2 separate regions of the Mus musculus genome follow, and region 1 is linked to region 2. A link is a loop called in an ENCODE intact Hi-C map of the cell type or tissue named here. Cell type or tissue: heart. All regions are shown on one strand. Links, peaks and the distances in the headings refer to the core of each region. The heading gives the core; the rest is flanking DNA. Region 1 holds the start of Nit2 (nitrilase family, member 2). Region 2 holds the start of Tomm70a (translocase of outer mitochondrial membrane 70A).

Region 1 (16,733 bases), core at 4,333-12,332, 49 kb after region 2:
AAAATCCAGAGAATGAATGGGGATTCGCCAACCTCAAGTTCTCTATATTTCCTCCTTGTGTACCAGGCCAAAAAAAGATTCTAAGATCTAAAATAAAAAAGTAGTATAAATTCTGGTTCTGTTATTTATGTTAAGAACGTGTGGCACATCATGTGGAAATAGGAGTCCTGTGAGGCTTGGTAAGGAAAGTGGGATATGTTTAATAAACTGCACACTCCTGGAAAGCCATAGCTCATTCATGATTATAAGTATCTGGGAACAGAGCTGCCAAGAGTCAACAGGAAAAAGCCCCTCCTAAGGAAGGTCTCCGTCTGTCCCTCATGTGCTCCCAACTGCAACCACATCTGAGGGTAATGAGGCCGGGCCTATACAGGGTCCAGATTTACAAGAACCCTCTACCTGTGTGGCTGAGATCCCTGGCTCCCTATGCTTTGGAGTTTCGGATTGGAGGACAAGACTTTACCCAGTGTCTGAATAACAAGAGTGTGCTGACAGGAGCAACAGCCCTTCAAACGACCAGGTGAAGGCTATTCTGGAAAACTTTGCAGTAACCAGCCTTTTGGCCCAGTGCAGGGCCTCAATAATATATCTATCTGGAGAAATGATTAATTTCCAAATATGTCAAAACAAACCATCTGGCACAATTAACTGACTGTACTTATCAGACAGCCACAGACTCTCAGCAAGGATGAAATACCAATACCATTAATTTCATTTGATTGAATCCTAATTCCCACCCATCTGTCCTGGCAAATTCAAAGTTCTTTCTCTAATGTCACTCCCACCCAGACACCGACCACCCTAAAGTCATAGGCTGAAAGGCCTCAAAAGCCTTCAGGGAAAAAAAAAAAGGAAGCGCATATAACACACAAAAATTACTCTGCAACAGCCACTCTAGGTAGCCACCAGGAGAACTGGCTGTGGAGCCTTTCACCAACATCTAGATAGGAATGTGACAGAATCCAGCCTAACCCACTTCTCCAATGCCCATAAACCCTGGTGTGTGCAACTACTGAGAATCATACACACAGGGGACACTCCTTTCTAGGACCCTTTATTTATTCTGAAATTGTAGAAATACTGTGTGTGTATACACAAGTAGCCTGGACCAAAGCCAACTTTTGAAGTCCAAAGTTCTAGTAAGGACATGTGTCTGACTGAGATTCTATATGTGAATGTCAAATTACACATACAGTTGCCAACCGTGTGATATGTCCATGGAGAAACATCTGTGTGATGTTCTGTGTTCTCAGTGGTAAAATTCTTTGCCGTTTCACGGGGGACAGTCAGTTTCTTCTAACCCTATGGTTCTCAACTTTGCTAATGGTATGACCCTCATGGTGTGGTGACCCCACCACCACCACCACCACAAAATTATGGTTTATGGCTGCTACCTCATAACTGAAATTTTGCTACGATTATGAATCACGTAAATATATGATATGCAGGATATCTGATGTGTGGAGGAGTTGTGACGCACAGCATGAGAACCACTGCTTTAACCCAGTCCCCCATCTCTAATCATTACACGCGGAGTAACACTCTTGCCTTGCTTCTCATTCCTGCCCTTGAACCAGTCACTCAGCCTAAATTTTAGCCAGATGCAAACTAAGAATTCTGAGATCTCTTCCTAAAAGCAACCGCTTGCCTACGCTGCTGCCTTGTTTATTTTGTATGACTACCAGGACTACCTAGACAAGCAAAGATGACAACACTTGAGCAAGCAGGATCCGCTTTCTTATCATGTGGGTTGCAAGTAAAAAGCTTCCCTTATGCTTGTCCGGGTGTATGGATGAAAGGGTAGGAATTGTAGAAAAATGACCCTGTATCATCTTTCAACTTCCAGCTGAGCTCAGCCTAAGACATACTCACCAAGGATCCACAACAGTGCTGTGTCCCCAGGCCACATACGAGGCTTTGTCATCCCGAGCAGGAGAGGCTGTAGCCACATACACCTGATTATCAACAGCCCTGTAGTCAACAGAAAGCAAATACATTGCACGTTGCAGACCTTTATACAGTTCTTTAAAATTAAAAAAAAAAAAAAAGGCAAACTACGAAAACACTAGAAGTAAACACGAAAAGGCCTCTGTACATTGGAATGAGCAAGAGTTTGGGGAAAGCAGTAGAGTTGCCTCTAACAGTTTAAAACAGGCCATGTGGTCCAGAAATCCCACTAAAAGGTACAAGTCCAAAGGAAATGAAACAGCACATGGAAAGACATGTGAACCCAGCATTGGACTATCACAGGAAACAAGAAACAAACATCCTGTGTCTATTAACTATTGAGATAAAACCCACGTACAATAGAGTGGCATTCAGCCACTGTAGAATGCCTTTAACCCCAGCATCTCTTGAGGGAACTGCTATGGCATCGGAGACAGTACCTAGCAGAGCTCTCTGTGCAGAGTCATCCTTTCTAAGTGCGTCTGGGTGCCAGGGAAGGCAGGCAGACAAGGGGCAGGGCTCCATCTAAGGCTGATAGATGTATCAGCTCTGAGATGCTTGGTTCCTTTCTTACCGGGCTCGCTGAAGCAGCTCCCAGTGGGCTGGTCCTGTGGTCAGATTGAAAGCTCCAGGATACACCAAGAGCTGGCAGCCTCCAGAGGGGAGAGAGAAAGTGCAACGGTGAGCACTCAGTTACTCCCTCCCTTATTCCTCATCCAATAGAGCCGAACTCAAACTCTTCCACACACAAAAAGAGGTCAGCCTAGTAAGACAGGCTCTGAATTTAAGTTTTTAGAGATATACGTATAAAACACGACCACAAGAAAAGTGCAGTGGATGGCTGATGTCAAACTTCACTTTTAAAAAGAATGATGTTATCAAAATGTCACTTGGCCTCAGATGCTCAGCACCACATAGTGAAGAGATGTACACTGTGACTTCCCAACCGATTTGGGGCAGTACAGTTTCAGACACTCTTAAGCCCAGAATGCATGCACCTCATCTGCTAAACAGCTGTCAATCATCCATAGCACTTAGTTAAGTGTCAGTCATTTCGGTAGCTTAGTAAGGACACTGGTATTTGCTGAATGGCATCAGAAGTTTGTAAATTCTCTCCATCTTCTGTCATACCAGTTCTCTGAGGGAACCACACCCTCTTAGAGAGGCAAAATGAGTGTTCATGTGCTACCAGAACTTCTGACTTGTCTCATTTTTTACAGGCAGTAAGTTGTCCAAATCAAAATATTACTGACTATATATGTGAGTGTTGAAACCCATGAGAGTACAGACCATTGCTGCATTTCTACCTGGCCCCATGTAACTCCAAATACCATGATATTTACCCTCAAAGGGTAAAGGGAATATTCCAGAACAAAGCTTTTACTATGGATGGAGTGTGTGAGATCACACATACCCTCACCCCTGTAACCATAGTATCCCATGCTCAGCCTGTTTAGCGAGCTGCTGTGGAAGTACTGGATGCAGAGACATTAACACTGTATTTTCGACATTCTGTGCACATTTATTGTGTTTTGCTTTTTTGAGCAACTTTTGTTAGGGGCTATCTTCATGCCACAGACACCACCCCAGAATCAAACCCCAAGCAGCTATGTAACCCATCTGTGGCCCTAACTCACCTCTTTGTGCATAGATTTGTGCAAGCTCCGCGAAGCGCATATCATAGCAGATGCCCAGGCCCACTTTGCAGTAAGCTATTTCCAAAAAGAACGATGCACAAATAAGTGAACCTCTGGTGTAGAATGGGGGAGTAGAGCTGCTCTGATCCTAAAACCCTGACTAGAAAGAATTAACCCAGGACTCCTACACAGACAAGGTGTAAGTTCAATCCTACTGGGACATCGTTCAAAGACAACACTGTCAGCCTCAGGATAGCTTTGACAACTTCCTTCTGAACAATATGCAATGTATTAATGTAATGAATTAAGTACAATGTGTCAATGGTGGCCCACAGGAACACCCTGGATGCCATGGTCCAGAGGCTGTAACCCAATGGAAGAGCTATGTCAAAATCCCAGGGTTCCATTCTCCCCAGACTTTCTAGATCTCTGACTGCTTACTCTCCTAATTCTGAACTTTTAATATGAATGTGTGAAAAACTTGGAGACAGACATAAAAGGGAAAACACCTGCTCCTCTTCTCTGGGATTCCTGTAAGAGGCAAACTTATCTGGTACGTACGCGTATCAAATGTGGAGAAACTATCACCAGGGCTCAATGTTTTAGATTCTTGAAACGTAATTTTCCCAGGAACATCAATGTCAAACAGATGGATCTGCATCATAAATAATTGATTTGGTTACCTCTGGCCTCAAGAGCAGTAGTGGCAGATATCTCTTGATGGTCAGATATGGACATGCTCTAAGATTGACAGCACAAACATCATCCCCAGTTTTGGCCATATTGTACCTACAACTAGCTACATCCAACCACTTATTTTATTGCTCTGTGTAGGATCTCAGGCAGGGCCTTAAGTAATTGGTGTCTTTATCTTGTTTTCAGTCTCTGAAGAAACAGGTTAACAATTTTGCCTATCCTTTCTACTACAGGAAAATGGTGAAATGATGTGGCTTTTACAACCCCTGTTGTCTCCAGATGTGAAAAATGTGCAGGCTCATGGTAGACGCATTATGTTGTCCTTATTCACCCCAAATGCTAAGGAAGATTTCTCAGAATCAGCATCAAACTGACAAAACTGGCAAAAGAAGAAGAGGCCTTTGGGAAGCAGAAACAGGTATATCTCTGAGTCTGAGGTCCAACCAGTCTACCAGGATAGCCAGGGCTACATAGAGCCCATATCAAAAAAACAAACAAACAAACAAACACAAACCAACACTATCAACAAAGAAAGCAAAAGGAATGTGCAGCATTTAGAAACAAGTAAGTTGGCATGGTGGCACATGCCTGTAATTCTAACACTAAGGATGCTCTGAAAGGAGGACTGCCACAAGTTCTGGGCCAGTCTGGACTACTGGAGTTCAAAGTCAGCCTAGGCTACCCAGAAAGACCCTGTCTCAAGACAAACACAAAATCCAGGTAAAATTTTGCAAAACAATTCCAAATGAGATTTATTCATTTCCTTCCCTTCCTTCTTTCCCCCTTCCCCTTCTTCCCCTTCCTTCCCCTCCCTCCCTCCCTCCCTCCCTCCCTCCCTCCCTCCCTCCCTCCTTCCTTCCTTCCTTCCTTCCTTTTCCTTTTTCAAGACAAGGCTTCTCTCTGTAGCCCTGGCTCTCCTGGAAACCACATAGTAGACCAGGCTGGTCCCCAGCTCAAGAGAACTACCTGCCTCTGCCTCCCAAGTGTTGGGATTAAAGGTATGCACCACCAAATGCCTAGCTAAAGTAAGATTTTTTTGTTTCAAGCACAACAAATGTTGTGATATCAGAAGATAAAGCAATGTAACTTATCACATTAGTAAAGGAAATGCCATATGATCTCAAGGACATATACTGAGAGACAGTAATGTATGCTGTGCCTGAGGAGGAGGGGAGGGGCAACGACAGTGACTAAACCCAGGCCCTGCCCATGCTATGAAAGCAGTCTACCACTGAGCTTCCTCTCCAGCCTGTACCCAGGAAACTTCTACAACCAACCATGGTTTTCAAAACAAAGCAGAAACACTCTCTAGGAAGGGAATGCTTTTTATCTAGTAGTCATACTAAGCACTTCTGAAACGTCATATTTACGAGTAAAATAGTGAGTATGTTTCTTCTGAGACTGGAAACGACTCGAGGACACGTTCTTTCTTTTTTGATTTTTGAGACAGGGTTTCTCTCTGTAGTCCTGGCTGGAACTCACTCTGTGGACCAGGCTAGCCTCAAATGAAGAGGCATGTGCTACGACTGCCCACCTAAGAGCACCTAAAATTTAACGGTGTGTCTGAGATCCTACACAGAGCAACAAGTTCAACAAGGTTGAGCCATACAGAACCAGTGGCTTAAAGATTAATTACATCTCTATCCTTGCAAGAAACAGAAACTGGAAGGCGATGAGATCGGCACAACTTACCTTCCTGTGCTTTACCAGTAAACTTCCATCAGGCCCAAACACAGAGCAGGTATTATACAGTTTCCCAGCATCCTCTTCAGGGATGGAGCCTTCCATTGAAGAAATACACAGTCACACAAAACAGTAACAAAAAGGAATGGGCCAATAACCTTGTGAGAGTAGGTTAAAGGCCTGGCAAACAGTCATTTGGGCCCAATAATAACATTTATTCTAAGCATTCTTTTCCCCCTTAAATATATCTTACAGTGATTAAGCTCCAAATTAGTGATGAAATATAACTAGTCCAGATGTTAAAGAAAGGTTTAAAAAATAACCAAAATGCCCTTGAAATTCAGTCATGATATTGAGCAGCAGTTAATATGTAACTTCCAAGCAAAATCAGGAATTCCTCATTGCTCAAATCCATCAAGTCTTACAACAAAACTGAATCCCACGGGCCCTAGTTGAGAAATGTTAAGACACAAACTTGCATTTTTTACACTTAGTATATCTTGAAGTGTATCCCAAACTGACCTTGAATTTACAATCCTCCTGCCTCAGCTTTCCTAAGTGCTGTGATCATAGGTGTATGCCACTACTCCTGGCAACCTCATTCTTTTCAAGGGCTAAAATGTTTAAATATAACAGAAGTCATTCTAGCCTTTTTAATATTTAGGTGTTACACCAGGTGCAAGAAGTACCTCCAATGAGATATATGCTGCTCTCCTTTGCTACTTCAGAAAGCTTTTGTGTGGACTCTCCAGGAATCTTCTCTGCATAGTCAGGAAAGTAGGTTGTTCCATATGGAGAATTGAAGCACTCCTAGAGTCATGTTAGAGAAGGAAAAAGGGGGAAACCAGGCAAACCATTTAAAGATCTGCAGAAAGTAGAAACACAGCACTGCCCATTCGGCTTGGAGTGGAGAAAACACCAGCAGGAAAAGATTCAACTAAAGCTAAAGAACGTTCAATGGAAAGCAGACAGGCAACCAGCCCAGGCGAGGACAGGGGACTGGTAACCTGGCAGAAGGCTAGACCTGGAGCCTGTGGATTACCAGTTCTTGGACATCCAGGTCCATCACAAATCATGTTTACTCTGTGATTTTTGAATCCTGAGGTGAAGTCTAGAGCTCAAAATTATACCACTTATTATGTAAAGCAATAAAAGTTATGCATTAAAAAGTTCTGAAAGCCACAGAAGTTAAACTGTTTTATTAACTGCAAATAAGCTGTTTCTAACTCCATTCTGACATTTTTATGACATCTTTATGATGTCTCTCATGGATAGGAAAAGTGGGTGAGGATGAAACAAAGACAGGGCTGGGACACAGACACCAAAAATGACAAAGACACTAATACTTGCATACAACACACGTCTGCCTTCTGCAGTCCTTTGACATGTCAGAAAACAACAGGTAAACATTTACCGGATATCAATTTAAGTTCACTCATTTTGCATTTAACAACAGTGTCTACGTACCAGGCATTATGCTAAAAATGACCAGCATGTCAAGAGTCAGCGAGCTAAGCAAGCACGCACATAACTCCAAGCACTTTCCCTCCTAGACTTGTACTTCATCTCAACAACATCAACTAACAAGAGACCATGGTTAGGTGCCAGGTACAGATGAGTCCTGTAACTGATGCACAGAGAACATCAGGTTTGTTCTATATAGTAAGTTCCAGGCAGCCATGGCTACACAGTGATCTAAAAAGGAAGACTGGATTGTGCTGGGAGATGTCTCAACCAGTAAAGTGCTTGTCCCAAAAGCATGAGGGCATGACTTAGATGCTCAGCACACATGTAAAATAAGCCCGGCGTGAGGAGATGCACTCATAACTCCAACACCAGCGGAGGAGTGAGGAGAGGCTCTCCGAGGCTTGCCGGCTAGCCAGTCCAGCTTACTTGTGAGTCCCAAGTCCCAGTGAGAGACCTCACCTCAAAAACAGAGTGGTTAGACAGTGGGAGCACAGGGCTTTAGTCCCAGCACTTGGAGGCAGAAGCAGGTGGATCTCTGAGTTTGAGTCCACCCTGGGCTACAGAGCAAGTGACAGAACAACTAGGGCTACACAGAGAAAGCCTGCCTTGAAACAACAAAGTAAGACTGCTCCTGTGGAACTGACCTCTGGCTCCTCAAAGTGTTCCCTTTGCTAACTGATCCCTGGTCATTCAGGATCTCCGAGGCTGTACTTACCACCAAATATGATACAACCTTCAACTCAAACCTCGAGACAATTTTTCAAAAACTGAACAGTACTAAAGCAATGTGGTCTGACCTAAAACACGACAATAAAAAGCCTGACTTAGGTAAGGTACCAAGTAATTGTACAGGCCCTGAGTGAGTCTTTAAGGAAGCCCCCCATGGATTTCTTACTGCTTGTCTGAACAGGGGAGGTGATCTTGTTCAAAACTTGTAACCACGTTTGACATCTTATGATAAAGGTCGCTACTAGTCTTTGTGAAAGATGAGACAAATACGAAACAATATTAGGGTTCCAAAAGGCATTGCTGGAGGTGGGACATAAGAGGACCACTGCCAGCACGCAGTACTGTGGTGGATCCACAGCTCCTGAAGAATGGGCAGGCTGCCCTGATACTTACAGGCAGAGAAACTATGTTGGCACCTTGCTTTGCTGCCTCCCGCACTAGGCTACAAGCCCGGGTAAGGTTATCTGATTTAATGGAAGAAACTTGAAGCTGTATGAGGGCCAGGCGGAAAGCTGGGGAAAAAAGAAAAAAAAAAAAAAAAAAAAAAGTCATCAGATCTGCCCACTAAGTTCACCCAGGGCCAGGATTCTCAAACAGGATATCAGGCAGTATTTGAACATGGTTTTTGATTGACCCAACTACTGGCAATCTAAAGGGGTATATCGACAACACTGACAAAACCTGGCTTCTGAAGAAGGCCGAAGCTCTCCTTAAAAGTATAAAAACTATGATCGCTCATTCCTTGGCTTATCCTAAATATGATGAGAGAGAAAAAAAAAAAAAAGGCATTTAGCCCCTAACACCTCTTAATTGAACAGTGCCAGAATCTGTATAAAAACAAATGAAACCAAAACCTGGCATTATTTTCAGGTTAACAGACCTTGAGCTGTCACCAGAGTATCACAGAAACTCACTAATATCTCCCCTAACCCTAGGAAGTTAGACTGCCTCTGCTCCTGAGGCAGGAAAGGATAATAAAACTATAGTTTTGTTTCTAGCTTCTTCCAAAAGCCACCCAATATGGACAAGGTCCCGACCCAGGTTAGGGGCCGGTGCAAAAGCGCCCTCTGCAGGCTTACGCAGGAAAACCCCTCCACTGGGGTCCTCCGTGTGCAAGACTTGTTGCTTCCCCTTCTCCGGAAAGCGATTAATGATTTTGAAGATGAACAAGTCGGGGCGGAGGGCACGAAAACACCTCGAGTGACGGGCCTATTACGGGAACAACATTTACATGAATATGCCAGGACAGTGCAACTATAAACTTTTACAGACGAGGAACTGCGGAGTGAGGTGTGATTATCCACCGCTTTGTGAGGCGAGGAAGTCAGAGCCACGAGTTGGACACCACCACCCAACCCGCAAGCTGACCAGCTCCGACAGCACAGGACGCCCCGCGCGGAGGCCTGTGCTCGCACGGCCAGCCGCCCCTGGGCTTCGCCGCGCCGCGGACACCGGTGACAAGAGCCACCGGCATGGCTGACCGGGGGACGCAAGGACCCAGCCGGCTCATCTGCACCGCCGCACGGAGGACCCCGCTCCCGCTGGGAGCTGGACAACCAGACCACGAGCCACTTACTAGACATGGCTCTTCCACGGTGCACCGCAGGCCACAGGGACTCCTGCCAGTCAATCTCCTCCGCAGCGTGCAGAAGGCGGGGCCGAGCCGCGCGCGCAGAAGGGGCGTGGTCAAGGGCTGGGTCGAGGGGCGGAGCCTCGATGAGCTTTGAGGATTTTACTGTTTTGTTTTGTGCTGTGCTGTAATGTAGGTGAGTAAGCCTCCGACTTTGTGCACATTCAGTACCAGTCTACATTCTTGCCTGGGCACCGTACTAAAAATGGCTCACCCTTTGCGGTTGCATACACCAAGAAGTGATAATTACAAATTCTTTATATAGGGCCTTCAAAAGCAAAGTCAAAAAAGAGAAGCCTACGTTATGGTAGTGTGCCATAAATGGTCTGGGGTAGAAAGGTCCTACTTGTGGCACAAAGGACATAAATTTCAGGTTAGATCATGGCAGTGGCCAGGGTAACGATGCTCCATGCTGACTGGCTTGAGGAAGTGCACCTGGTTGTTTTAGGCTAGCAGGACTTCAGAACCTTGCTCCTAACTGGGCTGGGGAAAGAGATAGAGTTGGTGCTAAGCAGTATTCTACGATTTGACCTTTGTATTTATTATTTAATTTTTATTCATTATCATTTATGTAAATATTTATTTTTGTTTTGAGCTTTTCCGGTTTTCAGACAGGGTCTCTTGTAGCCTAGGCTGCACTTTAACTTGCTATGTAGCTAAGGCTCACCTTGACGTCTAATCCTCCTGCTCCCACTCCTGAGTGCAGGGATTGAGTCCTGTAGCAACACACCCAGCTAGTGACATTGCTTTCTAAGCTTTGCAGTGCTTGCAAGTTAAAGTCTATACCTTGTCACATTTGCAGAGCACGGAGCCAAGGGGATTAGAGAGCTTGACAAGAGGAAAGAAAGCCTGCAGATCAGATCCCCAAAAGAAATTTTAGTCAGCTGTCTTCAGTGGGGCTGAGCTTTTCACAAACTTTGGGAGAGACAGAGAGAGCCAAACAGAGAGACAGAGAGAGGGAGAGAGAGAGAACCATAAACAGCAGTTTGAAAAGGACAAAGCAGGGCTGGAGAGATGGCTCCGTGGTTAAGAGCACTTGGTGCTCTTGCAAAGGACCTGGGTTTGGATCTAAGCACCTACATCGTCCTGAGGGGATCACAGAATTGTTTCTTCCAAGAACCTGAGAACACTGGGGAAGCGGGGTGAACAAAGAATGTATGCGCTGGAGGAAGGTGTGGGGATGGGTTGCAGTATGGCCTTATGTCTTCCAGGGTTAACATATTTACCCCATCTTCATCTTGCATTAGAAACTGCAGTGGCCTGGTAGCCATGGCAACTACTGAAGACAAAGCCAGGTCTAAGGTGACAGATCTATTGACAGCTCTAGTAGAAAGAGGGGGGAAAGGTCACAGAAACCTCACTCCCTGAGCTCAACTGATCCTCCTTCCTCCTTCAATAGCTGGGGCTATGAGCACCCCAGCACCCACCTAGTGCCACTGGTTTTAGCCTAAGGTACATATATAAGACAAATGTTTAATCTGCAGGCAAAATACAGATAAAGAGAACAGACATCCTCCAGGGCAGAAGTTTTGAGCAAACTTGTATCAGTTTATTTACAATTGTAATTTATAAACAGTAACACAAACATCTTTACATTAATATTATGAAAAAAAGTCCCATAGCTGAGAGACTTCAGGACATCTCAAAGAGGGTGTCGAGAAAATGGAAGAAATGAAATACAACAGTTTGGGGGAAGAGTTATAAATATCAAGTACCGTACAAGGTGCAATTTCATGCAAATGTCTTCAACCACTCAAATACATTGTTTTTATTTAGATATCAGAATAGAGTTCTTTTAATTATGTTACCATTCACTTGATTTCCATTAAGCAAATTAAAACACTGGCTACTGGTGGGGTACATCTAGATATTTCTATCAACCAACCCCTTGGAAAAAATCTATTACATGTTATGACATGGCAGGTTCTATTTACTATTTTTCAGACAGATTTTATAAAAATCATCCCATGGTCGGAAGCTGTTCCGGCTCTCTCAGCACAGTGACTAGTCTGAGCAAGCTGCGAAACAAAGCAGACGGCGTCCGTCTTTCAGAGAGTAAGGATGGAACAAGTGCCAACCACGCAAACTTTACTGCGACGGCAAAAACCGGGGAACTTTTAGAAAGTGATAGAGAAACAATGGGAAATTCCTACAGCTCTCTGATTATCTTTCTTTTAAAAACTGGACATTAGTGTGGTCACGGGTGATCATTTCAAGGAGGATAATCAGTGTGGCAAAGCATTTTGAAACAGCCTAGACCAAATGACCCATTTGTAATAAAGACCAAGGACATTTTTACAGATACAATTCTGTCCCCCAAATGCTAATTTTAACCTTAACATGCCTACTTACTTCTAGTGCTGTTAACTGTTCCTTAGCAACTTGGGGTGAGGCTCACTATCTCTGAGGCAATTAGTCTCTGGATAATTACCTACTGGAGGAAGGAAGATGGGGAAGCTGACCTTCGGTGTCTCACTCTGGGCTGTGTTTTGAGTTGCTATGATCTCCATCCATTCCATCCAACAGACTTCAATCTTTTTAAGAACAGAACAGTGAGCTAATCATTAGTCTAACCGTTTATTTTCGATAATGCTCATTGTAGTAAAACTCAATGTAGCAATTAAATCTCTTCAACTAATTCTATCCCTAAATTTCAGTGAAGACATTGCAAATATGTATGTGTACAGTTGTTTTAAAACCTGAAAATGATGCATGTCCTTTAAAACAGCTCTTCAAAACAGAACTGCATTCTGTGCCCTTGGATCCATAGGGCACAAGGCCAGTTACTTCAAAGTCATTTAATAACTGACCTTTATAATAAATCATTATATAAAACCAAAGATGCAAAAGAAACTGTTAAAAAAGTGAACCCATCCCGGTATTGATTACAATAATTTGCATTTAGACCCTCTACTCAGGCACCCCATGAGCAAATCAAAGGTCTCTGCTTAGTATTGAGTCAGGAAATATATTTTCATATTTCTCTTCGTTGCCTTAATTTCACTTAAATAACTTTCTTTTACATTAACTTTCCAAAGCATCCAACACTTTCATGATCTGCTGTTTTATGGCTCTGGTAGCATCTCCTGCATTTGGAATCAAATACCTATGGGGGAAAGACACATATGGATTAGTACAGCACTTTCCCTTCAGCTCTCTGCTGAGGGGTCACATAAGGGAGCAGAGATGCCTTGCTGTGTGCTCCATAACTTACCTCCAAAGTCAAAGCCATGGGACTTTTCATCTATCACACAGCTAAGAATCTCTCAACTACTAAGTATGTGTGATGTCCAAAGAAAAGGCGGGTAAATCACCGTCCTTGCTGTCTAGTACAGATGGGATTTAAGCTGCTACAATTAGGATTTGATGGCATGCAATTCCCAAGACAATGGCAACTCCGGGACTTGCTGGTTTGACCTTAAGCAAAACATTAAGTTGTCTAAACAAGATTCAAACCATCTCCAGGTTAAGAAGTTTTGATGATGGAAAATAAAATACCAACTTAACATTCTAAGACAAATTTATTTCCTCACAAATCAGCATTTAGTGTAGCATTTGTATAATTCTTTTTCTAACATTGTTTTTATTTGTGTATATATATTTTGCACATGTGTATCTATGTGCACAGAGACCAGATGAGGGTGCTGCATGTCTTTTTTGTTTGGGTTTTATTTTGATTTTTATGTGTAGTCCTAGAACTCACTCTATCGGCCACGATGGCCTTGAACTCAGATCCCCCTGCCTCTGCCTCCCATTGCCGAGACTAAAAGCGCATGCCACCCCGACCAGCTGGATGTCTTGCAGGTTGGAGTATAACACCTGTGAGCCATTGGACGTGGGTTCTGGGTGCTGGGAACTGAGGTCTAGCCCTCACAACAGAGCAGAGTCTCTAGACTGTTACAGTATTTCTTGTTTTGTTCTTATATGACACTGCCTCAGTGGGGGTGGGGAGTACTTATGTCATGGAGTGGTAAGTAGCGCTCAGAGTCTGAACTCAGGTTGTCAGGCTTGGCAACAAGTGCTGTTAACTGCTGAGCCGTCGTCTCTCTTGACCCCTAGATTATCATTAACGACTCTGGTGTGAAATTTGCTACAGCGTAACTGAAATCATGCACCAGTGTAGAAGCCACAGATACCAGGAAGATGCTCACAGATGACACTGTTCCAGGAGCGGAGCACCTCAGTGCTCTCCGCCAACACCCACTCACCAAAAGCCAGAAGGAGCCTGCACTTAATGGGCTCTATTAATTCAGGTAATAATTAATAATAATAATAATAAACAACTTACCTTTCAATAGCCAAGATTTCTATCCCGGAAGCACTGCTGTTTCCATACTTGAAGGTAATTAGCTCGGGATGTTTTTTTTTGGACGTAATTTTCACTACAGAATTTAGTGCTTGCCGAGACTGGATGTAAGCCAGGCCTTTCCTTGAAAGAATCTCCCTTAAGCAGTACATATGGGTGGCGGTAACCAGCAGATGGCTTGAGAGAAAAGAAGTTTAAGTGAATTGGGTCTCGACAGACATGTCAGTTCAACAGCTCCAGTGTAAAAAATTCAACTTCAAAGAATTATTTTTGAGTTATCTATGAATATATTTGATAAACAAGCTATATATTTTTTCATCTAATATTATGTAAAATTGTTTTATTAACAGATAATACCATAATTATTTAAGAGTAAAGGTATGTTTTCTAATGAGAAGTTGAGTGTAATGTGTAAATAATTTTTAACTTTAATGGACTATTCTGCCATTCTCAGATTTTTTTTTTTTTTTTTTTTGGTTTTTCGAGACAGGGTTTCTCTGTGTGGCCCTGGCTGTCCTGGAACTCACTTTGTAGACCAGGCAGGACTCGAACTCAGAAATCTGCCTGCCTCTGCCTCCCGAGTGCTGGGATTAAAGGCATGCGCCCCCACGCCCAGCTCCATTCTCAGAATTTTTAACAGGATTATATGTATTCAAAACTATTCTCTGTCTAATATCATAAAGTCCATTACACAATTGTTGGGTTTCCTTACATATTTTATAATATTCTGCAACTAAATTCCGAAGGCAAAATGGGCATAGCTTAAAAACAATTAAAGCAGAAAACCTCAAAACTCTTATATCTTAGCTCACTTTTAACATAGCAAACAATAAGGCAAACTATTAAACATGCCTAGAATTTGAAACATTTTGCCAGACATGGCCTAGACTCATGAAGAGAACAGGCACGTAGGAGAAAAGGGAAAGCCCTAGCATACACTGCGTGAGAACAGGCAGGCAGTGCAGGACGCACTCAGGGCGGAGGGAAACTGCCAAGGCTAATGTGGGCAGCACTGGTAACACTCGGGCAAAGTGATGGCATCAGAGTTATGTCAGAAACTGCTGGTACTCTTGGGATTGTACGCTGAAGCACTTAGGGTGAGCTGCTCATGGATGGCCTGGGTGTGCCTGACACTTATTATGGGGACTGTGAAGAGCCAACATGTCCAGGAGAGGGGCATCAGAGTGTTCAATGTACTATTCACTGTCCTGTCTCAGAATTTCCAAAATACAAAGTGCCTAAGACCTTTAAAAACAGACACTTAACAGGAGTTGACAGTGGGAAATGAGGTCTTTTGCACTTGAATAAAAAGTCCCTTGCACTTTATGTCTATATTGACTTTGCCCAGTGCGAGTTTACTTGTAAAAACATGTTCAAAAGTACCTAGGAAACATATGTCCACTTTCTTTAACTTCTTTACAGGGAAAGTGATGCTTGATGTCCGGCTTGTTGATCCAGGTCTGGATGTTGACAACCTCTTTCCTATCATCATCTGACATGGACGAGCTGTCGATTTCATCTGGGAGGGAAGAGAAGGGTTAAGGCCATCAGCACCTTCTTAGCATGTGACACTTCTTAGCATGTGACACTTCTTAGCATGTGGACACTTCTTAGCATGTGAACACTTCTTAGCATGTGAACACTTCTTAGCATGTGGACACTTCTTAGCATGTGAACACTTCTTACCATGTGAACACTTCTTAGCATGTGGACACTTCTTAGCATGTGAACACTTCTTAGCATGTGGACACTTCTTAGCATGTGAACACTTCTTAGCATGTGGACACTTCTTAGCATGTGAACACTTCTTAGCATGTGGACACTTCTTAGCATGTGAACACTTCTTAGCATGTGAACACTTCTTAGCATGTGGACACTTCTTAGCATGTGAACACTTCTTAGCATGTGGACACTTCTTAGCATGTGGACACTTCTTAGCATGTGGACACTTCTTAGCATGTGAACACTTCTTAGCATGTGGACACTTCTTAGCATGTGGACACTTCTTAGCATGTGGACACTTCTTAGCATATGGACACTTCTTAGCATGTGACACTTCTTAGCATGTGGACACGTCTTAGCATGTGGACACTTCTTAGCATGTGGACACACTGCTTAGCAACCACAAACTATTGGTTGTGTTCTTAAAGTAGGGCATGACAGTGAGAAACAAAAGGAAGCACTTCAAATCCTGCTGGTTCTGTTACAGAGACACGGGAAACAACCCTTACAGTAAGCAAGTCCACTCAAACTCCTGGGAGTACATGTTGCACTTTTGAGAAAAGATGTCACAACTGTGGCCTGGCATGTCAGTGAGAAGCACCTTTCTCGAGGCAGGGAAGGCAGTGTTCCCCTTTGCCAGTTTCTGACTTAATAAACAGCACAGGGGAAACTTCCTGAAGGGAACACCAATAGCTTATGCTCTAAGAACAACAATCGACAAATGGGACTCAGAAAACTGCAAAGCAGCTGTAAGGCAAAGGGCACTGTCAATAGGACAAAATGGCAACTAACAGATCGGGAAAAGATCTTTACCAATCCTACATCCGATAGAGGGCTAATATCCAATATATACAAAGAACTCAAGAAGTTAGACTCCAGAGAATCAAATAACCCTATTAAAAGAAATGGGACACAG
Region 2 (16,733 bases), core at 4,030-12,029:
ACCTCAGTCTATCATTGGAGGAAGTCAGGACAGTAACTCAAGCAAGGATGGAACCTGGAGGCAGAAGATGATGCAGAGGCCATGGAGGAGTGCTGCTTACTGGATTACTCAACCTATTCCCTGTAAAAGCAAGGACCACCAACCCAGGGATGGCACCACTCCCAATGGGCTGAGCCCTCCCCTATTGATCACCAATTGAGAAAATGCCCTACAGTTGGATCTCATGGAGCCACTTCCTCAGCTGAGGCTCCCTCCTTTCTGATGGTTCTAGCTCGTGTCAAGTTGACACACAAAAACAACCAGCACATTGCTCTAGCTAAGACATCAAGTACTACAGTTAGGAAGAAAATAAATGTCCTTTTCTAGTTCCTGATTTTAATGGAAATGCTTTGAGTTTCTCCCCATTTTGGTCGAAGTTGACTGTGGGCTTGCTATAAATTGCCTTTATTATGTTGAGGTATTCCCCCTTGTATCCCTAGTCACTCCAGACTTTTAAAATAGAGAGATGCCAAATTTTGCCAAAGGCCTTTTGCATCTGATGAAATGATCACATATGGTTTTAGTCTTTCATCCTGTTTATGTGGTGGGTTTTATTTATTGATTAATGTATGCTGAATCATTCTTGTATCTTTGAGATGAATCAGCTTCATCTTGATCATGGTGGATGATATTGTTAATGTGTCTTTGTATTAAAAGTGTAAATATTTTATTGAGAAGTTTTGTATCTCTTTTCATGAGATATTAGTCAATAGTTTTCATTTTGTTGGGTCTTTGTGTGTTTTGGCATCAGAATAGTAGATGGCTTCATAAAAAGAATTAGGAAATGTTCCTTTAGTTTTTATTTTGTAGAATAGCTTGAAAGTCTGGTAGAATTCTACACTGAATCCATCTGGCTCTGGGTTTTTTTCTCGGTTAGGGAATTTTTTAATTACTGTTCCTGTTTCACTCAGGGTTATGGGTTTGTTCAGATTGTTTAGTTCATCTTGATTTAACCTTAGTAGAGTAAGGAATTTATTCATTTTTTTTTTTTTAGGTTTTTCAGTATGGTGGAGTACAGATTTTTTTTAAAGTATGTATTTAAAGTAAAGAATTTTCTGAATTGCCTTGGTGTCTATTGTAATGCCCCTCTTTTCATCCCTAATTTTATTGATTTTTACTCTCCAACTTTTGGATAAATTAACTAAGAAAATCTTGTCAATTTTCTCAGAGAACCAACGAGCAGAGATGCTCACTGACTCTTTGTTGCTTATTTGTTTCTACTTTATTGATTTCAGCTCTGAGTTTGTTTGTTTTTTTTTTTTCTTATCTGCTATGTTAGGTTATTATTTCTTGTTTTTCTAGTTTTCAATTGTATTGTTAAATTTCTAATATGAACTCTCCCTAGGTTTTTTTTGTTTTGTTTTGTTTGTGTGTAATATAAGCAGTTAGGACTATGAACTTGCTTCTTAGAACTGCCTTCTTTGTGTCCCATAGGTTTGGGTATGCTTTGTTCATTTTCATATTATTCTAAAAAGTTTTAATTTCCTTCTTGATTTCTGTTTTGGCTAACTTTTCAGTGATGAGTTTTCAGCTTTCATATGCTTGTATACTTTCTGCTATTTCTATTATTGTGGATATCCAACATTAGTATGTGATAATCATAGGATACAGGGTGTTATCTTAATTTTCTTATATCTACTGAGAGTTGCTTTGTGTCCTAATATGTGATCAGTTTTGAGGGAAGTTCCATAGTCAGTGAGAAGGAAGTATCTTGTTTAGTCTGTTTTTAGAATGTCTGTTAGATCCTTTTGTCTTATGGCTTCCTTTGTTTTTTATATATATACTTCATGAAACTACTTCCATGTTAGAAAATGGAATTTGGAGTAACCAAAATTTGTATTCCTGGGCCATGTTCACTCAAAATGGATTCATAATAAGAAACTATCTCTTATCCCCTTTAAGATAAGAGCTATGGCTTTTACATAAACAATAGGCTCCAGAGTAAGAAGTAACCAAGAAAGCTGGGAGTGGTGGCGCACGCCTTTAATCCCAGCACTGGGGAGGCAGAGGCAGGCGGATTTCTGAGTTCAAGGCCAGCCTGGTCTGCAGAGTGAGTTCCAGAACAGCCAGGGCCATACAGAGAAACCCTGTCTCAAAAAAACAAAACAAACAAACAAACAAACAAACAAAAAACCCGAATAGCACATTCTAAGGGGGTGTTTGTATTTTAAGGGTTACTATTCAGGTGGTATCTCAATGTCACATTGCCCTGGAACAATTGCAGTAACTCTCCTGATGACATAACAAGATAAGGTTTCTGCTGGGGGCTGCAGTGTCTTTGCCCTGAGCCTATCCTGTTCCAAAACTAAACAACCTTGATTGGTAGTCAGCACCGCTTAGCACAGCTGCCTCTGAAAGGCTCTTACACACAACAGCTTTCTTCCTGTTGGCCTGAAGCTTGACATGCAGTGATTATATGTCTTATCCAGAGCTGTGTGAACAAGAAAGATAGCCTTGACTACTAAAAAACTGAAGAAGTCATTACCTAATAGACAAAAGTTAAGACCACTAAAAAAAAAAAAAAGACTCAAAAGAGGGGGGGAAAAAGAGTTGGAAGTACTGATTCTAAACCATCAGTTTCCTTAAACGTTCTCTAAGATGAGTCTCCTGATGCCACTCTAGCTTTCTCCAGTTCTGTGATAACTCGGTGGGTTGGGCAGGGAGAATTTCCTGTAACTAGCATCTTTGGTTTCTTAGACCATGTTGCGGTTCCAAAGTCTTCTGTCATCCCTATCCTTCTGGCTATGACCACAGAAGCTTCTTGTCCAAATGGCAAAAGACACATCATGATCGTCATCACCTTTATACTCTTTGCAACAATGAATTAAGATATTAAAAGTCTCAAAGAAAAACATCACCCAGCAAGGCTGACTTGAGAAACCTCTGAATCTCTTCCAGAGGTCAGAGTAAACTAGTATTTTTAAAATAATTTTTTGATAATAGCATCCTTGTTTATTTGTTTGCTTGAGTCGGGATCGCTTTGGCTGGTCCAGGCTGGTCTTGATCTTGTGATCCCCCTCCCTCAGCCACCCAAATTCTAGGACTACAGGTCTGTACCATCATGCCTAGCTGATAAAGTCTTTTTTAACATCCTTAAGGAGAAAGATCTACCCAACAACCATTTCATCATCAGTCAGCCTTCAGCACTGTCTATTTATAAACTGTGCAGCCCACACTCCTCTCACCTTTGTCTATTTAAATTGGGAAACTTTAAAACAATTCTTTCAGGGCTTTTAGCCTAAAGGTAGAAGTACAGCCTACTGCTTAGATTTCCCTATACCTTGCTGCCAATAGCATGTGATGCATCTCCTGCTGTCAAAGCAGTGAAGTATGACCTTCATATTATTCCCACCAACTGTAGACCAGTTATAAATGACCACAAATAAAGGGTGGGTGACTGCAAGTTGAAAGCTATTCATTGAGGAAAATACTCTTCTAATAAATTGATAGTGACAGAAAATCCAGATCCTGGGACAAAGGCTACTTTGAGTTGAAATATTCCCTACACATTCACAAAGATAATGTATGCATTTAAAATATACAAATATTAAGCATACCGCTTGATGAATTTTGCACATACATGTCCCTACATTACCAACCCCTGTAGCTGAGGATACATTTGCAGCATCCAATGTGGCTCACTCTATCTCCCAACTACCTTATAAGCCCTTAGGTTACCACTGGTGACCTCTGCCCTCAAATATGGCATTTGAAATTTCTTGCAATGGCATTGTAGACATTTGTCCTGCTGCTGCCGCCAATGATGATTAGTGTGCTATCCACATTAGGTCTGTGAGAAGTATTCATAGTTCTGCAGTAGTAGTTATTCCTTCTGTGTGCCGTATACTGCATAAGCACCCCACTTTTTTAAAGCTCAGAGTATGATTATTTGGAGCATTCCTTTGAGTTGGTCTTTAAAAACAAACAAAACAAACAAACAAGCAAAACAAGTGTTCTATGAATAAAATAGTCCCTGTCTTTTATTTTCAGGGTAGGTAAATGCTATTTCCATTATAAGCATCTTGTGTTTGGGTGACTGGTGTTGTATCTTGAATTGGAGGACTGAGATTCAAATAGGTCATCATGTGTCCAGGGAAATTTATTACTAAGCATCTCACCCAATTTTGAAGCAAGGTTATTTATATCATTCTGCCAGCCTCCAAAAGGTCTTTCAAACAGGTGAGTTATTGGTTACTTACCATAGAAAAATCCCTTTTGAAATGAGTAAGAATAGTCTTGAAAACTATGTCAGTGTTCCTACAGCATGGCACCAAAGTTTATGTTAAAAGAAAACTAAAGCATCAAAATTGCTTTTGACACCTCTAGTTCTTGTTTTGGAGAACATGTGTGCTTTCTACTTCACGTTAGTAAAGGGCTGCTTCTCAAAGTCCCAAGAGAATTCACAACCATGTCTTCATTGTTGGTTGTCTACTTCAGGAAAAAAAAAAAAAGCAGAAAACATCTCCTGTGGGGAGCAAAACCAGCTCTCTCCATAAAGCTACTGTAGATAAATCCTTTTACAAGGAGTAATAGAACCAAAATACTGAATGTCACTGGGTGGTCCTTTCAGCCAATGGAAAATCAAGCACTCAACTAAACTGGACAGGGAACTGTCAGGTAGGAGAGTTGCCACACACACACACACACACACACACACACAGAGGAGAGAGACAGACAGACAGACAGACAGACAGACAGACAGAGACAGAGACAGAGAGACAAAGACAGAGGAGAAATATGTATGGACTGGAGAATTGACTCATATAATTATGGAATTTGAGAAGTCTCACAATCTACCATCTGCAGGCAGGAAAAGTTGGTAGAGTAATTTAGTCTCCTTTCAAAGGCATGAGAACAGGGTGAATAAATGTTGTAAATGCCAATTCAAAGTCATGGGAAAATTAGATGAAATGTTCCAAGTCAAGCAATGATGAGGCAAATAGGTAGGGGAAAACTGCTCGTTCCTCAACTTTTATACCTTTGGTAGATTCAAGCCTCCAGTGGATGGATGATACTTATCTAGATTGGGAGAGCAAGTTTCATTACTAAGTCAAGACATTCAAATATTTTCATCAACACATTTAGAGACAGAGCCCAAAACAATATTCAATCTGAGTAACTCATGCACAACATCAAGTTGGTATATGACATTAATGATCATGTGTGTGGTAGTTGGAATGATATTGCCTCCCATGAATACCAGGGTCCCCAATTGGTGGAATTGTTTGGGAAGAATTAGGAAATAGAGCCTTGTTGGATGGGGTGTGTCACTGAGGGAAGGCTTTAAGGTTTCATAAAACTTGAACCTTCCAAATGTGCTCTCTGGCACCTGCTTAAGGATCAAGATGTGAGCCCTCAGTTGCTGCTCCAGCCATATACCTCCATGCCCTTGTCCCACCATCATAAACTCTAAACCTCTAGAACTGTAAGTTTCCTTGGTCACAGTGTTTTATCACAATAATAAAGAAGTAACTCATACAATATGCACTGACATTCATAAGAATTCTATCTCAAGTTGTGTTCCCTTTTAGAAGGTGCAAGATGAGAAAGAACATTCCATGGGGAGTAGGGTCTCTTCCTCCACCCTACCAGGTGATACAGTTGTCTGTTATGGAACACTTCTGGAGAGACATGAACAAGTACTTACCCGAGATAAAGGCACCAAAGACAGATCTAAGAAAGGCATTTGCTGGAGATACTTACAGGAACACAGACAATTCAGAGACAGATGCAATGATGAAAATCCCACCCCAGTATGAGTGACAATTCGTTTCAGCTCTTGTAACTCTCTACATAACTTGGAGGCAGGCAGTTTCACCAGGTCAGAGAAGTCTCTTCTACCCAGCAACTACTAGAAATAAAATAACCCTGGGGAGAGGTTCTGTATATGTTGTAATTTTCACAAACTTCCTATGTCTTGTGAGTTTCATTATTTTTCCGAGTCTTAATGAATCTTCCTCCTGAAGGGAATGTTTCCATTTGGAGGAAATGACTACACAACATTCCTTCTTTGGTGTGTCTCAGAGCTTTCTTTCTGTTCAATTTTCTAGATTTTCTGAATAACAATGGACAGAGAGCCAAATTTACTCATTTTTCTCATCAGACTGAATATGACTCAATCCATACAGATTCACAATTCCAGACTGTTTTCTGAATTTCTGAACAAATGGTAGGACAGAAAAGCATAGAGTTCAGAGAACACTCTGAACTTTTTGACAATTAGGGATTTGGGCCTAATCAAAACATGATGCTTTGGTGACCAAACTGTATAAAGATATATACAATTTTCCTTTCCTTAGAGGAGTCTTCCTCTGCAACTCAGGCTAGCCTGAAACTATCACCCCTGGGCCAGTGTCAAACTCATAGTCTTTCTTCCACCTCAACCTTTTGAGTGCTGGAATTATGGGCATGAGTCACTGTACCCATCTTAGAATGGTTTTCTGTATAAATCATCTCATTCTTCATGCACCGCACCCTTCTAAGTAAAAGACAGGAAAAAGTAATCACTGTAAAAGGGTAAAGTGATAGACTTCAAATGAAGCATCCTGATTTTGTTTTAATAAAATCACTTTGCCCTAATTAACTCAGTAATAAAACTATCATACAGCTGATGTAAAGAAGCCTTTCAATTACTTAGCCTGCCCCAAAGTGTACACAGCTCAGGGAACTTCTAAGATGTTAGAAGGTCTATTCTGAACTGATTTTGTGATCTCAGATTTTTTATATCCCAGAACTTGGGGAGCTGCAGGGAAAGAAGGCATGAGGTGCTGTTCACAACAGCTCTTGAATACCAGGATGATAAGAGATTGCAATGTAAACTAACAACAGAGACTAGGAGCATACTTAACAGGGCTGAGGCTGCGGCAGCGGGGCTGGGTGGCTTGCCTCTCCACTCAAGAATCTAGTTTCTCAGATTTATTGTTACAGTTAATTGGATTTATTTAACAGCCTAAATATGCAACTCTTGGATTTCATTTAAAGTCAATACTGTAGATCGATTTCATTCTATAATGTGGGATCCGATTGATAATAAAGATACAAACATCTTGTCCAAGAGATTGAATTATATTTAAATATACTAATGACTGAAACTGCCTATCTTTAGAAAAGATTGATCACAAAGAATGGTTATTTACTAGCCTCTGAGAATTCAGATAATAAAGTGTTCCTGCGGTGAGGTAAATTTTTTAAATTATCAGACTTGCTTAAATTCTTTATATTACCCAATGTGGTTTACACAGTGTGTTCATCAGCTTTGCACCATGTGACAAAATACCTGAGATAGCCATCTTAAAAAGAAGAAATAATTACTTAGGACTCATGGCTTTAGGACTTTCAGTATACTCCTTGCTTGATCTGCTGTCTTGGTACCTGTGGTGAGGCAGAACATCATTGCAGAGAGCATAGTTTGGAATAAATCTGCTCACCTATCATGGATGCCAGAAAGCAGGTAGACAGATGGATGGATGGATGGATGGATGGATGGATGGATGGATGGACAGATGAGAGAGAGAGAGAGAGAGAGAGAGAGAGAGAGAGAGAGAGAGAGAGAGGAAAGAGAAAGAGAAGAGAGCAGTATTGCAGTAAGTGCTTCAATGGCATAGTCAGAATGAGATCTCCTGAAAGTTTTGCTACCTCTCAATAGCACCACAAGATGGCAGCCAAGCTTTTAACATGTAGTCTATGGGGGCCATTTAAATCAGGGCATGCTGGAAAAATGATTTTCTTCTGGAAGCCTAGAAACTGGGTGTTTGCCATGTTAAGACTACCTTCAAGACTAGTATTCAATAAAACTTGGAGGTACTAGGTCTCCAATGATCCCACCTAATAAACATCTTACTTGACATGTCACAATTCATTGCTTAAGAAAGTAAGCATATCTTTTGTGATTAGACTTGAAGAGGACTCTTGGAAACATAAGCTAGATTTGCTCATGACATTGCTTATATACCCGGTCAATTTGATCTTCATTATATCTTTTCCCTGTAATAAATATTAGTTATGAGTTTGACACATGCTGGGTCCTTTGAGTCCCTTCAACAAATCACCAAACCTAGAATAGTCTTGGAGGCCCTAACTGAGGAAGAAAAGTAAATTATTTTAATCTTTGACTTCTGAATTATTTAAATTTAAAAGCACTATGACGAGGGAGAGGAGACTGAATATCCATCTGTAGAAGAATGGATTTAGCGTCATATCTCTAACCCTATACAAAAGTAAATACAAAATGAATTGAACATGAAGTCTGAAATGCAGAAACTGCTATGGACACAGAGAACTCACTTCAAGGTATAGGTTTAGGAATAGGCATGAGTTTTACGAAAAGAACTCTAGCAGCACAGGAAGTGTTCCAAGAATTAACAAGCAGGACTTCATGAAATGAAACACTTTCTGCCCAGCAAATAATCAACAAACCAAGCAGAACTGCCTGCAGGATGGGAGATACTTCAAACAAGAATTTAATACCTACAATATAACTAAAAAAGTTTAAACCTCCACTAAAGCAAAACAAAGCAAGCAAACAAACAAGCAAAAACAGTTCAACATCACTAGCCATCAGGGAAATGCAACACTAAGCTCTGAGATTCTATCTCACCTGTATCAGAATAGCTACCATTAAAAAAAAAATACACAACATCCAGTGGTGGAGGGAATATGGGGAAAGAGGCGCTATTTAATGAACAAGTTCCTGGCTGCTTCAGCTTTTCCACAATCCTTGCCAGTCCAGCATGAGGATTGCTGACTACCACTAATGCTGGTATCAGCTAGGAATCAGCACAGTTGCTGTGGCTATATCCCCAACAGCCCTCTTCACAACCACAACCACGACGACCACCACCATCATCACTGCTAGTTCAAAATTCTTTTGTGCTGTAATCCTTGCCCTTCACCTTTACTCTGGCTGCTTCCAGCAGGATATTCTTTACTGCATTTTTTCCTATTTTACTTCTGCAGAATCCCCCTTTTTTTCCTGAGCCCTCCTGATGGTAATTGTCTCTTGATCCTGATGGTTTCTGCTTTATTAAACTTCCATCAAATCTTCAGTTGAGTAGGCGGTGCTACTTTTCTTGTCATGGGAATGTCATGTCATGATTCCATCAACTGGCTGCTCCTTCTGCTGTCAGAAGCAGCCTCTGCATTTATCTGCAAGGAGCCATGTATAGTAACCCTACTTCCCCCTCTTTCACTGTGACTGATAACTCATGTATAATTTATGCACTCATTTGCCACCCTTCTGCCCACTCGGAGCTTTATAAGATCTTTTCATCCTGATTGACTGAGTTCATTGCCACTCATAAGATTCTGTTTCTTTTGGAAATGTAGAAATGCTGATTGTACTTCATTTTTTATTTTGGAAAAAAATTAATTACATTTTTTTGTTTTGTTTGCATATGCAAGTGTGTATGTGTGTGGACATTCAAGTACCGTGGTACAGATAGGGAAGTCAGAGGACAACTTGGCATGAATTGGTTATCTCTCCACCAGGCTTCAGATTCAGGTTGGCAGGCATGGTGACAGGTTTGTGTTTGGAAGACATAGGTCAAGTTTGGGCATAATTCCTCTGAAGTTCTCCGCCTTGGTTTTGGATATGGCTTATCTCACTGAACCCGGAGCACTTCTATTCAGCTAGATTGGCTATCTAGTAGCGCACAGTGATCCTCCTGTCTCTGCTTCCATAGCACTGGAATTACAAACGTGCATTCCTAGCTCTGTATTAATACATGGAAGCCAAGAATCCACACTCAGGTTCTCACGCTTGGCTACTGTGCTGGCTGGTTTTGTGTGTCAACTTGACACAGGCTGGAGTTATCCCAGAGAAAGGAGCTTCAGTTGGGGAAGTGCCTCCATGAGATCCAGCTGTAAGGCATTTTCTCAATTAGTGATCAAGGGTTTTCGGAAAAACCCCTTGTGGGTGGGACCATCTCTGGGCTGGTAGTCTTGGGTTCTATAAGAGAGCAGGCTGAGCAAGCCAGGGGAAGCAAGCCAGTAAGTAACATCCCTCCATGGCCTCTGCATCAGCTCCTGCTTCCTGACCTGCCTGAGTTCCATTCCTGACTTCCTTTGGTGATGAACAGCAATGTGGAAGAGTAAGCTGAATAAACCCTTTCCTCCCCAAGTGCTTCTTGGTCATGATGTTTGTGCAGGAATAGAAACCCTTGACTAAGACAGGTACCAAGCACTCTAATGACCGAGCCATCTCCTCAACCCACTTAGTGGTTTTAATTCACCTTTATTTAATAGCTAATGTTGAAAATCTTTTCATGAACTTATTTTTCACTTATTTATCTTTCTCAGTAAGGTGACTGTCTTTCATGACTTTGGCTTATCTTATAATAAAATTATTTGCCCTTTTAATGTTGAAATGTGAAATGTATAGATTCTAGATATTATTCCTTTGCTGAAGGCATAGTTTGTGGATATTTTTACCTGTCTTTATTTTGTGTTTCCATCTAAATAAATTTCAATTTTTTACTTACAAGTTTTAAAATTAGAACATTAAGTTATTTTATGACATTTCAAGTAAAATTACTGTGTATTTTTCTTTATTCTCTTCCCCTTTTCACGCCTGTGTTTATCTTCCTTATAATCTTCCACAGCTTCTTTTTCTCTTTTTTTTGTATGTTACATGTCTTGTTGCCCATCCCCTCACCTTTCCTCAACAACTATATTCCTCCTTTAGGAGCCTTCTCCCTGGTTTCATAACCTATACTTGCACCGACCTCTCACTAGTATATGGAGACATTATAAGCTTTGATCCACATATGGGAGACTATTATAATATACTTTATAGATCTATCCATTCCTGAAATTTTCATGATTTCATTTTTCTGTGCAATGAGTAAAATGATACTGTGTGTATGTACCACATTTTTGTTATCCAATCATCCATTATGGATATCTAGGCTGCTACCATTCCCTAAATATTTTAATTTATGCAGCAATAAACATGAATGTACAAATCTCTTTGTGGCAGACTATAGAGTCCTTTAGATCTATGCCCAATCATGGTATAGCTGGGTCACATGGTTCTATAATTTTTCCAGAACTTTTCATATTATTTCCATAATGGCTATATTTGTTTACACTTCCACCAGCAGTGAATAAGAGCGCCTCTTTCCCCATATTCCCTGCATTATCTGTTTCAGGAATTGTGTTGGGCAGGAACACTAACAATACCTATCATATGTCTAACTTAGCAACAGGTCCAGAAGTACTAAGATTACTATACCACGATTCCTACTCTTCAAGGACCCAAGATGAACTTGAGTAGCAGATACAAGAACCAATAACTATGGCAATGTGGTAATAATTGGGGAAGAAACAGAAACTGTTAATCGATAGTGTGATCATTTTGCTGGTGCTATAAAAGATCCCAAGACCCATATGGACAAAAGAAGTGACTCCCAAAGATTCATATCATGATCCGTGGAATGGGTGCACCCATACACATACATACACAAAATTAACAAAGGTGAAAATCTTTCAAATGTGTTTTAGTTCCAATGGTTTATTCAAACTGGGAGCCTTTAGTCCTCCAAGATATCACAGAAAAAAATGTGAAGTTATAGGGGGAGAATCCTTTTGCTGTTATTCTGAAAAATCCAAGATTACTCAGAGGGCATGAGATTCCGATTTTGAAGTTCTGGGGTGAGAACAGTGCCTACAGCAATCTCTATTTGATCAACTAAGTTACACTACCATTTTCAGTTTGTTGCTAGTGCAAACATTTCACTGGTGAGAACCAACATGACGCAAGAGAAAAGGCCCTGAAGTTTCAAACTGGAACATTCTATTTTAATCACTCCACGTTGACACAACTTGGCCTTTGCATCTTCATGTAATGCTATTATGGTGAGCATCCTGTGGTACTTAAAAGCCAAATGACCATCTATGGGTGTTTGGTTTTTGTTTTTTTGGTTTGTTTGTTTGTTTGTTTGTTTGTTTGTTTGACAAAAGGATGTTCAAACCTGAAATGAAGAGCCATAGCCTGGAACATTTAATTATCCATGCTTTGCCTTTTTTTCTTGAAAATTGTGTGAATTCCAAACACCTTGCAAAGTAGACTTCATGCTTTGAGACCAGATCCAGAGTTCATGAAGGCTTAAGAAAAGTACTTCAGGGCTGACGAGATGGCTCAGCAGTTAAGAGCACTGACTGTTCTTCCAGAGGTCCTGAGTTCAATTCCCAGCAACCACATGGTTGGCTCACAACCATCTGTAATGGGATCCGATGCCCTCTTCTGATGTGCTTGAAAAACAGCTACAGTGTAGTCATATAAATGAAATAAATTTTTTTTAAAAATTTAAGTTATTTCAAATAAGTGAGCAAACTCAAAGTGTTGTGACAGACACTTGTGCTCCAGGGAAGGTTGTATGGGCTAGATGTCAGGTGGAATCCATTTTAAGATACACACGTAAAGATGCCTGCGGTGATCCGGGGTCCTCGAGGAAAGCCAATAGGAAAGCCTTCTAACAGACATCCTTGCCCTTTGTAACTATTAAAGGTGCAGCACACAGGCTGCAAGTCACTTCCATGAGTCAACCTACCTTCCCCAGTTTCCATCTAGTCTTTGCCCTCTGTCATTGTCCCAGGAACTACAAATTTGTCCAAACTACAATCTGGCTATTGCAGAAATATACAAAGCTGGTTTACACAGCACGATGGTCTCACCCTTTTTCCCCCCTCCCACAGTTTCAGTCTTTAACAGGCACCAACGTAGCCACACCCCCCTCCCCGATCCTACCAATCAACTGGGAGGCCCACCATCCCTGCTGGCCAATTCCCTTCACAGTGCTTCTGCAAGTCCCGCCCACTCACAGAGCTACAGGGAGCTGTCCCTCTACACTTGCTGCACACGGCCCCCCACGCCCCTCCTCGCCGCACTGGCGACAGTGCCACGGGTCCTTCTGTCCTGGAGAAGAGGTCTGCAGTCACGCAAGGCCTGAGACCTCCCGAGCGATTCTAGGCAACCGCCTGCAAGAGGAAAGGGAAAAGCCACCCAGAGCGCCAGGCCTTCTGACCCCGGAAGTGGTTCTCCCCTGTACAGTAGATAGGGGCGGGCCCAGCCGCCGGTCTAGCCCGGCATGCCCCGGGCTTCCGGTGACCTCTGGCCCTTTTCTGTCGTCCGCTCCTGCTGCTTAGCGTGCTCGCTCGCGCGTTGCTTTCCCTCCACGCTCCCGGCTTCCTCCCCACGCTGCCCGGTGACCGTGGCGCCCGCGACCGGCGCGGCGGCGGCGGAGGACAGTCGTCATGGCCGCCTCTAAGCCCATAGAGGCGGCGATGGCGGCGGCTGCTGCGCCCGGTTCTGGAAATGGAGTGGGCGGTGGCGGTGGGACTGCGGGCCCCGGCTCGGGCGCGGGGACCCTGCCGCGATGGCACGTGGCGCTGGCCATCGGGGCGCCCCTGTTGCTGGGTGCTGGGGCTATGTACCTGTGGAGCCGAAGGCGGAGGCGCCGGGAAGCGGGAGGCCGGGGCGACGCCAGCGGCCTGAAGCGCAACAGTGAACGGAAGACCCCCGAGGGCAGGGCCAGTCCGGCCCTGGGCAGTGGCCACCACGACGGTTCTGGGGACTCCCTGGAAATGGTGAGAAGCCGCCCGGGCCGTAGAGGTGAAAACGAGCGGATGCAGCTTTTCCTTGACCCGTTGTGCGGGTGAGGGGCCCTCCCACCGGTCGGAAACTGCCGAGTGACTTTAGAGTCGTTTCTGGTTGCCTTTATAGGGAATGGAATAGCAGCTCCAGGCTGGCTAGCGTAGAGACGTTCTTTGACAATTTCCTTTGGGATCCAACAGAATACTTTGCCTTTCTTCTAAGTGACACAGCATTTATCCCTAGTATGTAGGTATGGGAAACATGCACAAATATAGTAATTCCATTAAGCGAAGAAAGGCAAATTTCACGGAACGATTGGAGTTGTACCGTGAGTTGTTATTGTGTTTCCCAAGACCAGAACTTTGCTAAGAACCTTTTAAAAACAAGCCATTTTTCTTTCGGAGTTTCTCTCTCGCTCTGATTGTGTGTGTGTGTGTGTGTGTGTGTGTGTGTGTGTGTGTGTTTGGGGAGGGAGATTAGCAACTATTACAAAGTTCAAAAAAATCATTAGGTAGCTTTGTATATAGGAAATAGTTCAGTTTTTAAGGAACTGTGCCTCCCACCCCCACCCCCGCTGCACATCTTAAAATGTTCTATTTCACCTGGACATATATATACATGTGTCCAAGCCTGATAAAGAGTCTCTGGTGTTATAACAAGCATTGGAGTGATAAACTGCTCTATCGGATCTGGTGGTCAGACTATTAAATCTTTTTGACAAGTTTGACGGCTGTGTGGAGAATTGGCATGGACTGAGATTGAGTGAGATAAGGGACTTTACTGGGTCAGGAATTCTGTGGTGGTATTACCAGAGTAATCCAAGTTCAGAGAAACTTACAGGTAAATAAATACCAGGTATGTGCCTGAGGAAATTCTTTATACACACGCATCCTATGTGCACTTAACACTCATGAGAAAAACTGTACAGTTAAATGAATGGCAGGCATTTTCATCCCATTCAGCCTGAAGACACGTTGTTCTTTTCCTAAGTAGCTTCAGAGGCTCTGGTATATGACTCCAGGGATAGTACTTACTGTGTGTGAGTCACCGTGCTAGCTAGCAGGAAGGCTGTTTGTTCTCTCCTATGGGGAAGTTAAACAGCCAATTTCTAACCAGAACTTACAATGTTGGAGGGAACCATGATCTTTGAGAGCTGAGGAGATGCCATTCTACATTGTCCTGTCCAGCATTGTTATTTTGGTAAGCTCAGTTTATGTCATTGTCATCCTGGTAGGCTAAGAGGATTAAAATATTTGGTCCCTTCTATTTCATCCAGCACTAAAATGTTAAACCAAAGTTTTTAGGATGAAAGCCCAGCACTGGCAGCCCCAGCAAACTATGATGAGCAACCACACTCCAAGAAGCCCTTTACAGAGATAAATAATGGCAAAAAGCAAAGATTTGTTTAGTGTTGCCATACTGGAAAGAGGGATGGTCAGTTGGTTCCAGTAACTTCCAAGTTTTTAGGTTACTCACCAGACCTTTAAGGTTTAACTGATGGGAGAATCTGGGCAAGAGGTATGGAAATGAAGCAGCTCTGGTCAAGAAGTGGTATGGCAGTTGTGAGGGCTGGTGAGGGCTGAAGGAAGGGTTCCTAAGGGGATTAGTCTGGTCCCTGTAAGACAGTTGCGTATGTCCCAGGGCATGGACTCAACATCCAGGATAATTACCCTCGTCTGAGGGGTGCTCTGGAATCCAAGGTGACTCGAGGAAAAGGTTAAGGACAATGACTTAACCTCTGGGTTCAGTTGAGCTGAAGGGGACAGAATGCAGAGATGTTATGCTCTTGTCCTACTTTCAGTCACCTATGGGCCAGAGTGAGATTTTAAGGGCATTTTTAGCAAAGCAACCTGTAAGTGCCTGTTTAAGAAATGGTGTGGTTGTGAGTGCCCGTGAAGGTGGTTGTCAAGAGCCTTCTTTGACTCAGTTATTGTTTCCATAGATGTGAAATTTTGTACATGTGAAAATTTCATATCTAAAGTTTCTATTTCATTTTAATCTGGAATAGTAAATAAGTAAACGTTACATAAAAGTTCTTAAGTTCTATAGTAATCATAAATTAAGAATAAGGGGAGCTGGCGTGGAGAAGTGTCTTAACAGTTAAAGAGTGCATATCGCTCTTGCAGAGAACATGAGCTTGTTACCAGGACCCTTGTGTGATAGCTCACACTTGTAATTCCAGCTTCAGGAGGATCCAGTACCTCCAGTGTTCAAGAACACCCTCACTTGGTTGCACATAAGCACGTGTATGCATTTACACATATATAACACAGAAATAATTAGTAAATTCCCTTTTTAGTATTGCAACATTGTCTGCAGCAGTACTAATTATTTTAATATTTATAAGTGGCTTCTAGTTTTTATAAAGAATAATTTTGATTGGCCTGACTTCTGTTGAATTCTCTGCTTTAAAATGGTTATTATATTTGTCCCAAAATAAAACTGAGCAAAACACTTGAACATGCCATTTTTTTTTTAACCTCACCATGTAGAATTTAGGAATATGGTCCTGAAATCTTACTTGGAATTACTAAATTATTGTTTAGCAAGGCAATATTAAGAATCATTATTTTCTAGTGGAAATTATATTCTTAAGTGTTGGTAGAGAGTCATATTTGACTCTTACGAGTGTCTGTGTATAACTGATATAACTGATATAACTGCGTATAACTCATCCGTATTTCCTATGGCTGAAGGACTCCCTCTGCGTTAGCTCTGCATTGTCTCAGCTGAAGGTACAACAGGCTTTCTAGGTGCTGTGTCTCCAGCTGCACAATAACTACCTTTTTTTTTTAACAGGATTAAGGAATTACCAGATATCTATTCAGGGTTCAGTGTTAGCAGACTGAAAAGAAAACCTGTTTAGTTTTGTCTTTGGGCTTAATGTTTGCCCAAATATAAAATGAACCAGTGGTAGATGTTCCCCCGTGTAACATGGGCCATGTCCAGTTATCACTTGCAAAAGCTTGGAAGAAAAATGCAAACCTGTTCATGTTGGTTTCAAGATATTTAAAGAAAACATCTGACAGTTGATAGTTTGTAAGAGTGAGGTAAAATATTAAACCATGCTCCATTTAAATAGTTGTAAAATTTACCAGTGTTC

What was found. Hi-C counts contacts between places; a loop is a spot of excess contacts. Peaks named below come from ENCODE experiments on the same cell type or tissue, not always from the same donor. Only the 100,000 strongest peaks of a DNase experiment are listed, where the experiment ranks them.
Region 1: a loop joins it to region 2, with 4 times the contacts of the local background. A loop is called at or near these places in 17 of 42 quality-filtered maps.

The regions. Positions count from the first base shown.
Region 1 is chr16:57,157,546-57,174,278 of GRCm38, forward strand. Nit2 (nitrilase family, member 2) reads right to left here and starts at 9,787. Exons shown (of 10, transcript NM_023175.1): 1 at 9,736-9,787; 2 at 8,553-8,671; 3 at 6,653-6,773; 4 at 5,973-6,061; 5 at 4,146-4,239; 6 at 3,585-3,659; 7 at 2,522-2,600; 8 at 1,873-1,971. The coding sequence starts at 9,742. It overlaps Tbc1d23 (TBC1 domain family, member 23), which reads right to left. Exons shown (of 19, transcript NM_001358433.1): 17 at 15,479-15,614; 18 at 14,078-14,272; 19 at 11,317-12,895. The coding sequence ends at 12,814. Gm16892 (a long non-coding RNA gene) reads left to right here and starts at 9,824. Exons shown (of 2, transcript XR_003951893.1): 1 at 9,824-9,925; 2 at 13,849-16,733. In heart, for the core only: a CTCF peak has its summit at 9,238 (motif pointing left); DNase peaks (open chromatin) are centred at 9,246 and 9,806; H3K4me3 peaks cover 1,453 bases; H3K27ac peaks cover 1,194 bases.
Region 2 is chr16:57,108,572-57,125,304 of GRCm38, forward strand. Tomm70a (translocase of outer mitochondrial membrane 70A) reads left to right here and starts at 13,143. Exons shown (of 12, transcript NM_138599.5): 1 at 13,143-13,623. The coding sequence starts at 13,291. In heart, for the core only: a CTCF peak has its summit at 7,704 (motif pointing right); no DNase peak of the experiment used is centred there.